Linked DNA regions of Homo sapiens: region 2 is linked to region 1. A link is a loop called in an ENCODE intact Hi-C map of the cell type or tissue named here. Cell type or tissue: GM12878. All regions are shown on one strand. Each heading gives the region's core, and the rest is flanking DNA. Links, peaks and the distances in the headings are about the cores only.

The links. Hi-C counts contacts between places; a loop is a spot of excess contacts. Peaks named below come from ENCODE experiments on the same cell type or tissue, not always from the same donor. Only the 100,000 strongest peaks of a DNase experiment are listed, where the experiment ranks them.
Region 2: a loop joins it to region 1, with 2.6 times the contacts of the local background. A loop is called at or near these places in 1 of 110 quality-filtered maps.

Annotation. Positions count from the first base shown.
Region 1 is chr5:162,822,043-162,828,819 of GRCh38, forward strand. No RefSeq gene overlaps it. Among named protein-coding and RNA genes, the nearest start is that of CCNG1, 610 kb to the right of the region's middle. In GM12878, for the core only: no CTCF peak of the experiment used is centred there; a DNase peak (open chromatin) is centred at 2,552.
Region 2 is chr5:162,992,568-162,999,344 of GRCh38, forward strand. No RefSeq gene overlaps it. Among named protein-coding and RNA genes, the nearest start is that of CCNG1, 440 kb to the right of the region's middle. In GM12878, for the core only: no CTCF peak of the experiment used is centred there; a DNase peak (open chromatin) is centred at 3,214.

The DNA of each region.
Region 1 (6,777 bases), core at 1,378-3,877:
TTTTTATTTGCTTAATAATTTTACTTGAGAGATTGTGCCCTGAGTTACCTGAAAGCCTCTAAAGAAAGATCAGAGTATATGTTTTAAAGCACATATTTTTCAACCCTAGCAAGTAAGTTGCTCCATTTCAGAAATATGGACACTAACAACCAGAGATGTTAAGTGTTTAGCTCAAAACCACCGATGGAAGCCAGAGCCTGTTTTAAAAACATCCTCTCCTGATTGGTAGTTGTTTCTTTTCTCGGCAGATGGCCCTAGCTTTCTGCACCAGGTCCTAGATCTCTACCTTCCTCCAAGAATTTACATTTCACTGAGGCCAGCAAGTCTTTTAGATTCTTGCTTATCTCTGAAGCATTGATTCACAATCAAATTAAAGCCAGCAATGAGATAAATACAAAAGCTCCTTCAGAGGAATGTCTCCTCATAATGCCGGGACACAACTGAGTGACATCTTGACTTTCAGCCACATGATCCTTCTATAGAGTCATAGAAAATTACATCCATTTGAGGATACTACAGGGAGAGGTTGCTTCAAAGGCAGTAGGGTTTCATAATGAGAATCATTTGGTATTTTATACCAAATACTTAGAGGCCTCATTATTTTACTGTAACAAGGCTTTTCCAATAGGCTTTGAAATTTGGATGTTATTGTTGTTTTAATGCTCTCAAAGAAATAAATCTGAATGGTAAAAGGTAATGTAAAAGAGTTATAGTGCCTATATATCACCATTTTAGAACTCAATCTTTGAATCAATAATCCCTTCAGAAACTACTTTTTAATGTAAATGAATAGCAGGTATGGGTTAGATATGTAATGTATTCCCTTTGGTTTAAATTGATTAATGATACTAACCATTACCTTTTTTGGAGTCTTGGGCATATACTAAATTGAGAGATAAGCACTTTAACTCAGTTATCTTTAATCTCTGCAACAATTCTTTAAGAGATGATCTCAATAAATATTTGCTAGAACAAATCAATGTAATAGACCCTGGGAGACAGAGGTTTTTGTCTGTCTGAAATGTCCCCCTCCTTTCTTTGGCTTCTGTTGGGGCATTACTACGATACCCTGTGTGGTCTCCTGGATGTTGTTGTTGTTGTTGTTGTTTTATACTTTAAGTTCTAGGGTATATGTGCACAACGTTCAAGTTTGTTACATATGTATACATGTGCCGTGCTGGTGTGCTGCACCCATTAACTCGTCATTTAAATTAGGTATAAGTCCTAATGCTATCTCTCCCTGCTCCCCCTACCCCATGACAGGCCCCCATGTGTGATGTTCCCCTCCCTGTATCCAAGTGTTCTCATTGTTCAATTCCTACCTATGAGTGAGAACATGCGGTGTTTGGTTTTCTGTTCTTGCAATAGTTTGCTCAGAATGATGGTTTCCAGCTTCACCCATGTCCCTACAAAGGACATGAACTCATGTTTTTATGGCTGCATAGTATTCCATGGTGTATATGTGCCACATTTGCTTAATCCAGTCTATCATTGATGGACATACGGGTTGGTTCCAAGATGTTTTCAGTTAAGAAAACCTACCTTCTCCAACCAAAGGGAGGGAGGGCAAACCCTAGACTGGCCATTGAGAGCACCATCAATCTCCTGGCCACAGTAACAACGCCAGCAAGGCCAATCAAGTAATTGCCTAGGTGGCTGGAATGGAAAATTCTTCTGGGCTTATTCACTGTGGGGATATAAGTCTGGGGGTGACAGAGGCCTTCTTTTCCAGTACTGGAAGAGTTTGAGAGTGAAGCTGAGCAGAGGATAAGAAGGCTAACAGACGAAAAGAGTAACACTGACCCAGAAGCATCTTTTGAACCTCTGCACTAAACTATGCCTAAAGCCAAAATTCCCCTTGGATTATAGTCAATCAGTTTCCCTTTCTGGTCAATGTAGTTGGATTTGGATTTCTGTTACTTACAACCAACATTTTATTAATTAATTCCATTTTACAGATGAGAAAAGTTAAACTCTGATGTGTCATATATATTACTCAAAGACACCAAAATACATGACAAGCCAAGATTTAAAGCCAGGTCTCTAGGCTCCATAGCAGATGTGCTGGCATAGAAATTGGTTTGGGAATCCAATGTTTGCTGCCCTTGAAGCCATCATGTACTTTGAGCTTTTGTTCCTCTCGTTGGTGATAATTTGTGAGTTGTTCTCTAAATCTTAATCCTACTTATCATCCATGGAACACGTTTCTGAGACAATGGTGGAGACCAGCGAGTGAAGAAACTAAATGGTATATCCAATACCCAACTTTGAGCATTGTATTAAACAATGGTTAAAAAGTGAGAGGGGGAAAAATGAAGAAAAAAAGTCCTCCCCTCAAGGAGTATTGAACTTAAGAACATGCAGAGAGACAACTGAATAAGTAATTATAACATAACGTGATAAGTATTATATTAGAGTTATTTATTCACAGTGAGCTTTAAGAGTAAGAGACAAGTATGAAAAGATATCTAGAGGAAGTGAGATTTCCCAGAAGGGATAATACTTAAACTGAGAAGTAAAAGAAGAACAGAAACTTGTCCATTATAGAAAAGTAGAAAAAACAATCCAGACCAGTAATACAATATTTTCAAATTCAGTCAGATATAGTCAGAAAGTCAGACGTAGTCAGAAAATGGATTTTGATAAGCATCAAATTTATGAATCTAACTTCATTAGCACCACTCTGGTATTTCTTTTTAAACTAAAACATCACTGCTTTAATTCCAGTGCTTTGTGTACTCTTCCAGGATGTTTTAGGATAAATCTATTTCACTCAGCTCAACAAATATTTATAGAATACTTTTTTTTTTTTTGAAGCAGAGTCTCGCTCTGTTGCCCAGGCTGGAGTTCAGTGGTGAGATTTCGGATCACTGCAAGCTCCGCCCCCTGGGTTCATGCCATTCTCCGTCTCAGCCTCCCAAGTAGCTGGGACTACAGGCGCCCACCACCACACCCCGCTATGCCAAGCATAATGCTCGGAAATAAGTAGATGTGGGGGGTGGGGGGTGGTGTGTGGGGCAGGGGTGGATGGTGGTAAGAAGTTACTTGGTCATGAAGGATGTATTCACAATAGTCATGTTCTTCAAAGGAGTTAGGGGAGAGATACAAACAAATAGTCTCAATAAAATGGAATTAGTACTTGTCTTTTGCTATAAGAACACAAAGAAAGGGCATTTTGTAATATGACGGCTCACAGGAAGCTACATGGAGGTCATGTCACCTGACCCGAAAGAAGGAAGAGTTAGAATGAGACTGATGAAAAGTATAGTAAGGGGGCATTCCAGGCAGAAGGAGTAACTTGAGCAAATATTTAAAGGAGTGAACTACACAGAGTATACAAAGAATTTAAAATAATATATTGTTATTTCAGTACAAAGAAGCTGGAGAGTAGAGACTGGATCATGGAGGACTAAAAGATCTATAACTTTATTCCATAGCCAATAAGGAACCATCAAAACATTTTAAGCAGAAATGTGACAATGTCAGTCTAGTTTTAGCTATGATGTGGAGAATGGAGCTAAGTAGGGGAGAATTAAAGACCTAGATAGTAAGAAGGCTTAGTGCAAACTTTAAGCCTACTACATTCATTTTCAAACCATGTGTAGACACAGTTGTCCATCCAGTTTGGGGAACAACTATAATTCAGGATCACTTAGACTCCTTTTCTATCAGCCAAGGCATTGGAACAAAGCTGTTAAAATCCCTTCACCTCACTAGATTATAAGGACAAGATAATTGTGGAGCTTGGCCATATAGGTGATATAGGTTAAAGATGAAAGCCCCATCTAAGGTTAGATGTTAAAGAAGCCTCAAAATCTTTTAAAGATTCCTCTACTCAAGAAAGCATTTTACTTGGTCCTTCCCTTGGCAAGCCTAACCAAATAAAATATTGTTGGCAGAAAAACAAATTATACAGTTCATTGCTCAAAGCAATGCAACAAAATCAATTGTATGGATGGCCTTTGTTTGTTTTAAAGTCATATTGAAATTTTTATTGTAATAGCTCAGAGGTCAATCCCAGATCCAAATCATTTCAGAGTTGTGCTAAAGTAGATCTGGAAGTGCATGTATGCAGTTATTTTAATGTGTGTGTGGTGTATGTGTGTGTGTAGAGCTGTGAATTCTGAGTATACAATGAGTGTCAACATTATAGTGAATAAGAAAAGCAATTCCAAGGATAGTATTCTTCACAGTTACAATCTACAAACTAAAGAGTTTTCAGAGTTAGTGTGAACCGAGAGATGGGGAAGAATTGACTTTTTGAAATACCATATTTGGGATGTTTAGAAATTCTATAGGAAGCCCAGTGGAAATTCTGTCTTTGAGGGTAATCTGTGCTTATGTGATACAGTCATGCTCTGGGATTCTTCTGTGTCTTAGAGCTTAGGAAATGGTGGTAAACCCCAGCATTTATCATGATAGCATATTCATCTAATTTGATGACTTTTATTTTAAAAATTTAGAGTTTTGATTTAGGTTAGCTTGTCACATTGACAATAACTAAAAGCCAGCTCAGTCTTTCTCAAGGAAAAAAAATGTTAAAGTAATGCCATTATATCTCATAAAATGCACAGAAGAGAAAAACTATCAAGGAGTTAGATGCATATGATACAGACAATGTAGAATTATTGGTGGATCACATAGGTATTGATTTTATTGTTGCACATCCATTCAACCACTTCTATAAACAGAACATCCATTAAATGACAGATCTGTGAAAACCAACTTTTTTTTCCTTATCCCAAACTTGTTCTGATGATATCAACACTACCATTATCTCCAAGAAGGTCACGTGGCCCATTCTGAAACCACTCAGCATACTTTATTCTTTGCTACCAGTGATTTGTTCAAGGATGGAATTGTGGTCCATGTTTTAACAATTATAACCATCAAAACTCACTCACTTCTGAGAGTTCTTTCTAAACTGTTAGGAAAGTGGACTCTATCAGGATAGAGTAGACCATGGTGTATGTTGGCAAGGGGTATCTGCCCATTGCAGGCACTCAAGGTCTCAGGCTGATAGAGGCTCAATATTGACACAGGCTTCCATGACCACTGAGCAAGGGAAGAGAGAATTTGGCACAGGCTTCCATGACCACTGAGCAAGGGAAGAGAGAATTTGGCAAACTGTAAACACCCCTTTCTCTCTAAGTTTATTGGCCAAAAGAAATCATGAGGCCATGCTTGAGTTCAAATTATCAGAGAAGGATAATTCTATCATGAGCCAGAATGTTATTAAACATTTGTGAGTAGCCCAAATGATTCTCATGGTCTGTTCCTATATTCATAATATTCTGTTTGCTTTTTCTTATTTGAAAAATATATTCACCACCTTCCCACCCAAGGGTCAACTCCAAAATCCCATCTAAATATGGCTTTAAGCCTAAAGTTTGAAATTTCTGTTCTCATCTTTATCTGGTCTGCTTGATACAGAGACTCAAACTAACGAAGAAACACACGCTCAATATGTAATAGTGAAAAGGAAATAGGATCTCTATGATAAATACTTTTATACAGAGAGGTGAATAATGGAGCCACATGGAAAACATTGACCTTGAATACTTCAGAAATAATACACATTGTGAGGCACTTTACTCTGGGGGTTTTGGAAGTTTCTTTGGTTAGGTTCTAATTCTGATCATTCTTCAGTCTTTATCTTCCTTGGCTCTTGGCTGTAACTTTTGGGGAAAACTTCCTTTTCTAGCATCTGACATCATTAGATCTGAAGAGAGCAAGTTGAATATGGATGCCTACCTTGCAGACTAACACTGCTTCTGCCCAACAGAACTTTGGAAACACAAAGTCATTTTCAATCTCAAACAGCCACAGCCTATTTCTTCTTGTGGCAATTCACCGCTTTCAAAATTTAGTGAGTTTCATAGGTATCTGAGTCTGGTTTTCACTTGTGCCATAGCCACACCTACAAGTCTTTTGGAGACATGAGTCTCTTTCTATTTAATTGTGAGGATGGTGAGTCTCTCTGCCCCCATGGATCAGCTTAGTCTCTTATCCCGTTACTCGCTTTATCCTGGGCCATTTTTATCCAACTGAAAGGATTTACTGGATACCACTTTAATGGTAAAGGGAAAGTTGGCTTTACTTTCTACTAAATCCTTGCTTCAAGTGTGAGTTCTAATTGAATTTATAACGCAGAGCCCCTCTCAGTGTTATCTTTTACCCATTAGAAATAAGAGTCAACAGGCCTCTTCCAACCTTGAAATTTCCTGTATTTCTAAACACTCTCCTGTCCCTTTTATTCATGCTTGCAGAGTGGCCAACAATTTCCTGAGTGTAACTATTGCTCACAGTTTTCGTATTGGAGGCCAACAAAAATAAGCAAACACACTAATAACATTCTATTTTCTAATATTTTCACCTAGAATTCAAAATCATTAGGCACATTATATATCTGCAAAGTGACTGTAGACAATTTTGCTAAATCTTTCACCACTTCATAGGTGAATCACGATTTTTCCACTTCAAACATTTTTCTCACCACTTTCCAGCAGGCCCTGAAGTCAACGCCACATATATTAGCTTTTCTGTTTCATAACATCTCATTTCAGTGCCTATTTTTATAGTAGTCAGGACAGGCTCCATTATACCACTGTAATAATCAACCCCTAAATATTTACAAATTAAAGCACGAATGCTTATTTTTTCACCCATTCTGCATGCTCATGATGGGTGAGCAAAGAGGGTCTGCACATTGTAGGCTATCAGGGGCCAGGCTGATGAAGGCTCTCACTTGACAGATGCCTTAGGTGCTTACATAGG
Region 2 (6,777 bases), core at 1,825-4,324, 170 kb after region 1:
TAAACTTCTTAATGAAATATTTTTAGGGAATATATGTACCTAATTTAACAGGAAACATACATAGCTACTCAGTAGTCTCACAGTACCTATCCATGCTATAGCATTAATCACATTTGACTCATAACCTTTCTAGCTTGAAGCCAACAATACACTCTGTTCAGTTATAGACCAATGGCTTATAGACATACATAACTTATTATCCTAAGTGGGTAACTAAAACTTGTATAGGCTTCAAATGATTTACATTTTCCCATGCCTGACCTGCTACACATGACATGCTCTTGGTATTAGAGATAAGATTTTGGCTTTGTTTTTCCTCTTGGACATTAGTGAAAGAATCGTATAGAAGCTATACAAGGCAAGAAGAAAAGCAGCCTTGTGATGGGGTTTGTCTAATATAACTTTTATGCTGCAATATCACATTATCAATAAACTAAACTCACATGCTTTAAGAAGCAATGCTCCATGTTATATCTTAGAAAGCTTAAAATTCTCCACAGGTCTCATCAAAAACTAAAGAGGAAGGAAAAGGGGAAAAAGAAAATTATGCAAAGAATTTCAAGCTAATAAAGTTTGTGGAATATGGTAGGTAATGAATAATGTTAACTGTATTTAATACCGTTACAGAAGTTTAGAGTATCATTTAAATTCCTTCATTTCCTGGAAGTAGAATATAGATTATAAAATAATTTTTCTCATAAACTTCCAACCTCACTCCTAATATCTCCATGAAGGTTAACATTATCTCACTATGGCCGGGCGCAGTGGCTCGCGCCTGTAATCCCAACACTTTGGGAGGCTGAGATGGGTGGATCGCCTGAGGTCAGGAGTTCAAGACCAGCCTGCCCAATATGGTGAAACCCTGTCTCTACTAGAAATGCAGAAAATTAGCTGAGCATGGTGGCGGGCGCCTGTAGTCCCAGTTACTTGGGAGGCTGAGGCAGGAGAAATCACTTGAACCCAGGAGGCAGAGGTTGCAGTGAGCTGAGATCGCGCCACTGCACTCTGGCCTGGGTGACAAGAGCAAAACTCCATCTCAAAAAAAAAAATTATCTCAATATGTGGGAATTCCCTGTAGCAAATTACTTTACATACTTGTTTAAATATAGTTTTTAAATATAGAGAGCATTAGTTGACAATTGGAAACACAGTATATACAGAATAATTTTATTTTAATTATATGGCTAGAGAGTATGTGTTATTTGTTGTTCATATCTTTCTTTTGGCAGCCTTCTCTCCTGTACTCCATGTAATCTGGGGAACTAAGATCAAGAACTGTTAGGATGGCATAAATATAACTCTTTAGGGAGCCTGCCTTTGCCCTCACATGAAAAGAGTATGTCTGAGAATGAAGGCAACTAGAAGAAATGGGGTGCCAAAGAGAGAGAGAGATTCAGGCATTACAGTTTCTAATTATTCCTAACAAAGATTTCAATCTTAATTTTAAAGAGCTATGAATCTACTGAAGAGAATCAATCAGGAGGCAAGAATGATCATATTTACACATGGCAAAGATCATGCTAGCCACCGTACAGGACATAGTTTGGAAGAAAAAAAAAAACGTGAGTTAGTGTGTGAATTCCATTTCTGAGGTTATCATTGGCATCCAGGCAAGAAATCAAGGCATCTCTTCTTTTAAGTGTTTCCTGGTCAATATCAAATCTGATCAAGTGTTCGTCCCCAGCCCCTAAGTACTCTAATGATACCTTGTATACTTCCTTCTTCATAGGTATCACAACAATACAGTTTTTGTCTTATAAAGATTTTTCAATGCCTGCTTTCCCACTAGACTCACACATGAGTGCAGGAATTTTATCAGTTGTATTTACCTCTTTTAACCCCTGTACATGGAAGAGTACTCAGTACAGAGGTGATGCCAAATAAATATTTGTGGAATGAACAAGTGAATGATCAAATGAACAAGAATTGACACTAACAGGGCCGGGCGTGGTGGCTCACGCCTGTAGTCCCAGCACTTTGGGAGGCCAAGGCAGGCGGATCACGAGGTCGGGAGTTCAAGACCAGCCTGGCTAACATGGTGAAACCCCGTCTCTACCAAAAATACAAAAAATTGGCCGGGCGTGGTGGCAGGTGACTGTAGTCCCAGTTACTCGGGAGGCTGAGGCAGGAGAATGGTGTGAACCCAGGAGGCAGAGCTTGCAGTGAGCCAAGATGGCGCCACTGCACTCCAGCCTGGGCGACAGAGCGAGACTCCGTCTCAAAAAAAAAAAAAAATTAATTTAAAAAAAATTGACAATGTTATTGGCCTTAGAAACATAGTTTTACTAAAAATGTTAATTATGTACACATGAGAAATAGAGGTAAAATTAATATGTGGCTGAAAACTCATTTATAGTAATATCTTATACATCCACATGAAAAGTCTTCCCCCCCAAGTGCTGTCAGTAAAGTGGATTTTTTATTTTATTTTTACTTTTCTTTTACTAAACATTATACAAACTTTTTTTTTTAATTATTTTTTTGATACGGAGTCTCACTCTGTTGCACAGGCTGGAGTGCAGTGGTGTGATCTCGGCTCACTGCAACCTCTGCTGCCCAGGTTCAAGCAATTCTCCTGCCTCAGCCTCCCAAGTAGCTGGGATTACAGGCACCTGCCACCGCGCCCAGCTTTTTTTTTTTTTTTTTTTTTTTTTTTTTTTTTGTAGTTTTTAGTAGAGACAGGGGTTTCACCATCTTGGTCATGTTTGGTCTTGAACTCCTGACCTCGTGATCCACCCGCCTCGGCCTCCCTAAGTGCTGGGATTACAGGTGTGAGCCACCGTGCCCAGCCCACAAACACTTTAACAAAGAGAAAATTAGTAGAAGTTGCTGGAGAGTGAAAAAGAGTTGGATAAGATATAGGGCAGGTCCTTTGGCTACTAAGTAAAAATGTTGCCTACAAACCAAGTCTCCATCAGTGTAAGATCCTAAAGGAAGCTACAATATCATCTTCCTAATAATCTGATATGTTTTCCTACATTTTAGCTCATCCTTCAGTAAACTGGCTGGATAATAAAGAAATGGTATTCTTCGAAAAATAACTACAGCCGTAATTGAATTTTTCGCTCCCTTTCTGCCACCAGTAAGGAGACTATTGTTCATGGTGCTGAAACTTCAAAGACAGATGACTAAACTTTCTGAAGGCATAAACACAATCTTCGTTCTTCTTTCTGATGCATGACCACAGGCTATTAAGTTTGTTTCTGGATTCATAATGAGCCTCTCCTACTGACTTAGTGAGATAAGGTAGATTTTAATTACTTAGTTTCAGGTTCTGAAATCACATTGAGCACAAACCAGCACAGAATCAAATCATGTTGTGACTGACTAATCTGTCAAGCAATACTGAGTCATAATTTAGAAAAGGTTATATTTTGCATGCACTATTTAGATTTTCCATAATATGCCATTAATAAGAAATTTTATATGATTTGAAAATCTGCTTAAGGTAATATATCTCATCTTTGCATTAAGAAAGCATATGCTATATTTCTCCTGTGATTTTTTAAAAATACATTTGATTCTACATAAAAGTAATGTGATGAATTCTTTTCACATTTGTTTCTTAGATTATATGTTTTGGTTTATATAAAATCTGAAAGCATAGTTGCAACAACAGCTGACAAATGAGATGGACAGACTGTAAATGCATTGTGGGAAAGGTACATGAGGCCAAAATTGCTGACTGTACTATTTCTATGCTCCCTACTTAGCTTCAAAGATGAGCCAGTTTCTGGAGTCGAAATAATTTTCATTTATTTTCAATGGTTAACATGATTATTATTCACTAACAAAGAAAAGTAATTCATCCTTTTTTATTTAGTTATAACTAAGCTACTTTCTTATTATAGAGCTCTAAATTCAGTTAGCAAATGTCCTTTTGAGCTCTGGATGGAAATTACTTAGGCTGAATTTCTAATATCATGAAGATAAATAAGCATTTAAGTGGGTATGACACATGCTTTTAAGTAAATGTCCTGTGAAAAATTATTTTCTTGTAATTAATTATCTTCCCCAGAAGAGATAAAAAAAAATTTTTATTTGGATAAAATCGAGGACATTGTTTATTTGGATTATGGCTCAGTTTCAAACACAAATATATGTCACATTAAGATCTCATTTCTATATGAAAGGAAAAGAGTAAAAGTTATCTGATAGTTAAATGAATTCTTTACAACAACCTAGACAATATTTGGAAACAGATGTTGAAATTCTATGAAGAAAATTTAATACTGTGAAACCTTATCACATGCTGTTCTTGTTCATGCTCTATGACCATTTGATGGGGAAATTAATTAATTTAAATAACATCTATGAGTACTTTAGAAACTCAGTGAATCCTTTGGAACATAATCAATTCTTTTTTATTTTCATTAAGCCTTGAGAAAGTCTATGCTTATTTATCAATATTTGAGCTCTTTTCCTGCACTGTGTTGAGGGGTCCACAAAAGAACAAAAAAAGCACCTTATATCTCTAGGGCTCTCTAGAGCTTGCAAAGGGATGTCACTACATTTCACTTAACACACTTGATAAAAAGTAAGGTAACTCACTGGAAAACAGATTCAGGAGAGATTGTTATTTTTCCAAGTTCAGAAAGATAGTGTCAGAATTGGGACTTCAACCTGGGATTTCTGACAATAGGTCCAGCATGTTTTCCTACAGGTGTTGTCTAACACGACACTTGACCTAAAGAGTATACTAATTGAAAACGAAATATAAACATATATGGAAAAGTTAAATTAGAAATTAAGCACCATGTTACAGAGGCAAAATAAATGATCTGAACTAAATCATTGACTTATACTAAATAACCACTGATATAAACTGACAAGGAAAGAATATTGGACCCTGAGGTGGCTTTATTTTATTAGAAAAAAAAAACCTAACAATTAGAGAATTACAAATAACTTTTTAAAATTTCAGTTTTGGACTTGGAAAATTTCATTGCAACTTTCATAAAGGAAAATCAAAGAATCTTTTATTTGACCAAAGAAACTAACTAAAGGCAATGTACACTATATAAGGCAAAAATGTGATCTTCCAGAAGCTGTAGACATCTAAAATACTATTCTCTATATTTCCCAGTAGATGACAATTCTATAGAAATACTGCATGTGCTATTGTTTTGTTCTTGATAAGCTTTGGAATAGTATAGGGTGGATTAATATTTGCTGCCATACACATCGAAGTGGAAGATGGAAATTAAATTTCTGAAACATTTCCAAATGTGCTTATAGTCCACATTTTGAGAGCAGTTCAACCACTATTTGCCTACGCTCTTAATTTTCTTCCTAATGATAACCTTTAATGGTAGAATCATCCCCAAATTGCTTGGGTCAGAAGAAATTATGTTGCATTTGATAATTCAATTAATTTGTTTACTTAATGACCTGGCTTATAAATATAATGAGGAAATGAAACCACTGGCTAATTTACCATCAAACGTATGGTAGATACATTCCTATTTTTGACCCATAGTCTGCTAAAACTATAAAGAATTATATGAACTGGGCTGACTCTCTAGAAAGTTGCAAATTGAATAATACGGGTTCTTGCTGAGAAGGAAAGAAAAAAACACAGGTTTTCATTAAAAGAGAAAAAGGAAAGCACTTAGTGTGAATAAACCTAGAATTTACATGGCTATTTTTTTTAGCAACTCAAATAAATCTGAGCAAAAGAGAAATTGTCTACAAAGTAAGTGGACTGTATGAGATAGACCCACTATAAAATTTATTTCTGCTCTTAAAAAACTATGGTCAAAAATAATTTAACTGTACATTTAAAAATAACTGAAAGAGTATTACTGGGTTGTTTGTAACAAAGGATAAGTGCAGGAAGTGATGGATACCCCATTTACCTGATGTAATTATAAAACACTGCATGCTTATATCAAAATATCTTCTGTAACCCATAAATATATACACCTAATACGTACCCACGAAAATTAATAATTTTTAATGTAGATGTTACTTTTTAAAAGTTTTTTATCATAAGACTATTCTGATTGCAAGAAGCAAAGTACATTTCAAATTAGCTTACACTAAATAAATAAATAAGCTTATAAGGGGTGAGCCTAATTCAAAACTGAAGAATGAATGAGAGAAAAGTCAATTAAGAGAAGGTTACTACAATAATCTGAAAGAGAGATAATGGTGTCCTCCAGTGGTGTATTAGTGGAGGAGATGGCTAGAAATGAAAAGGCAAAGAGATACCTTTGATGCAGAAATGACAGATCTTAATTGTTGGGTGTTGAGATATGTACAATGAGGGAAGTGACCAGGAAAATTTGTTTTTGTTCTTGTTATTTTGTTTTGTGTGTTTTCTTCTATTGCTTTTATAATTTTACTGTCACATTTAAATCGCTAAGTCACAGATTATATAAGTTGAAGGGAAACACACATAACACAACTTTTAAAAAGAAAAAAGTCTCCCACAGATCGGGAGGTGTATCATGAATTGAGGAGTATTATCATGTCAGTTCTGAGCATCTGAGGGCTTAAAAATAAAGTGCAATAAAACAAAAAGTTTTCAATAGAGAATTAATAAGTAATTATAACAAACAGTCTGTATTTACATTCATGCAGTTAAGCCATATCTCAGATAGTTACACCCTGCAGTTGAAAAAGGCCATAGAGATTACCTACTAGTTCCATCTCTATTTTGAATAAAGACACTGACTTTCAAAGAAGTCAGTTATTAATAGCTAATATGACACAACATGATGTTAGCAGAGTTGAGACAGCCTTGTTTTCCCAATGATCCAATCAATGTTTCTT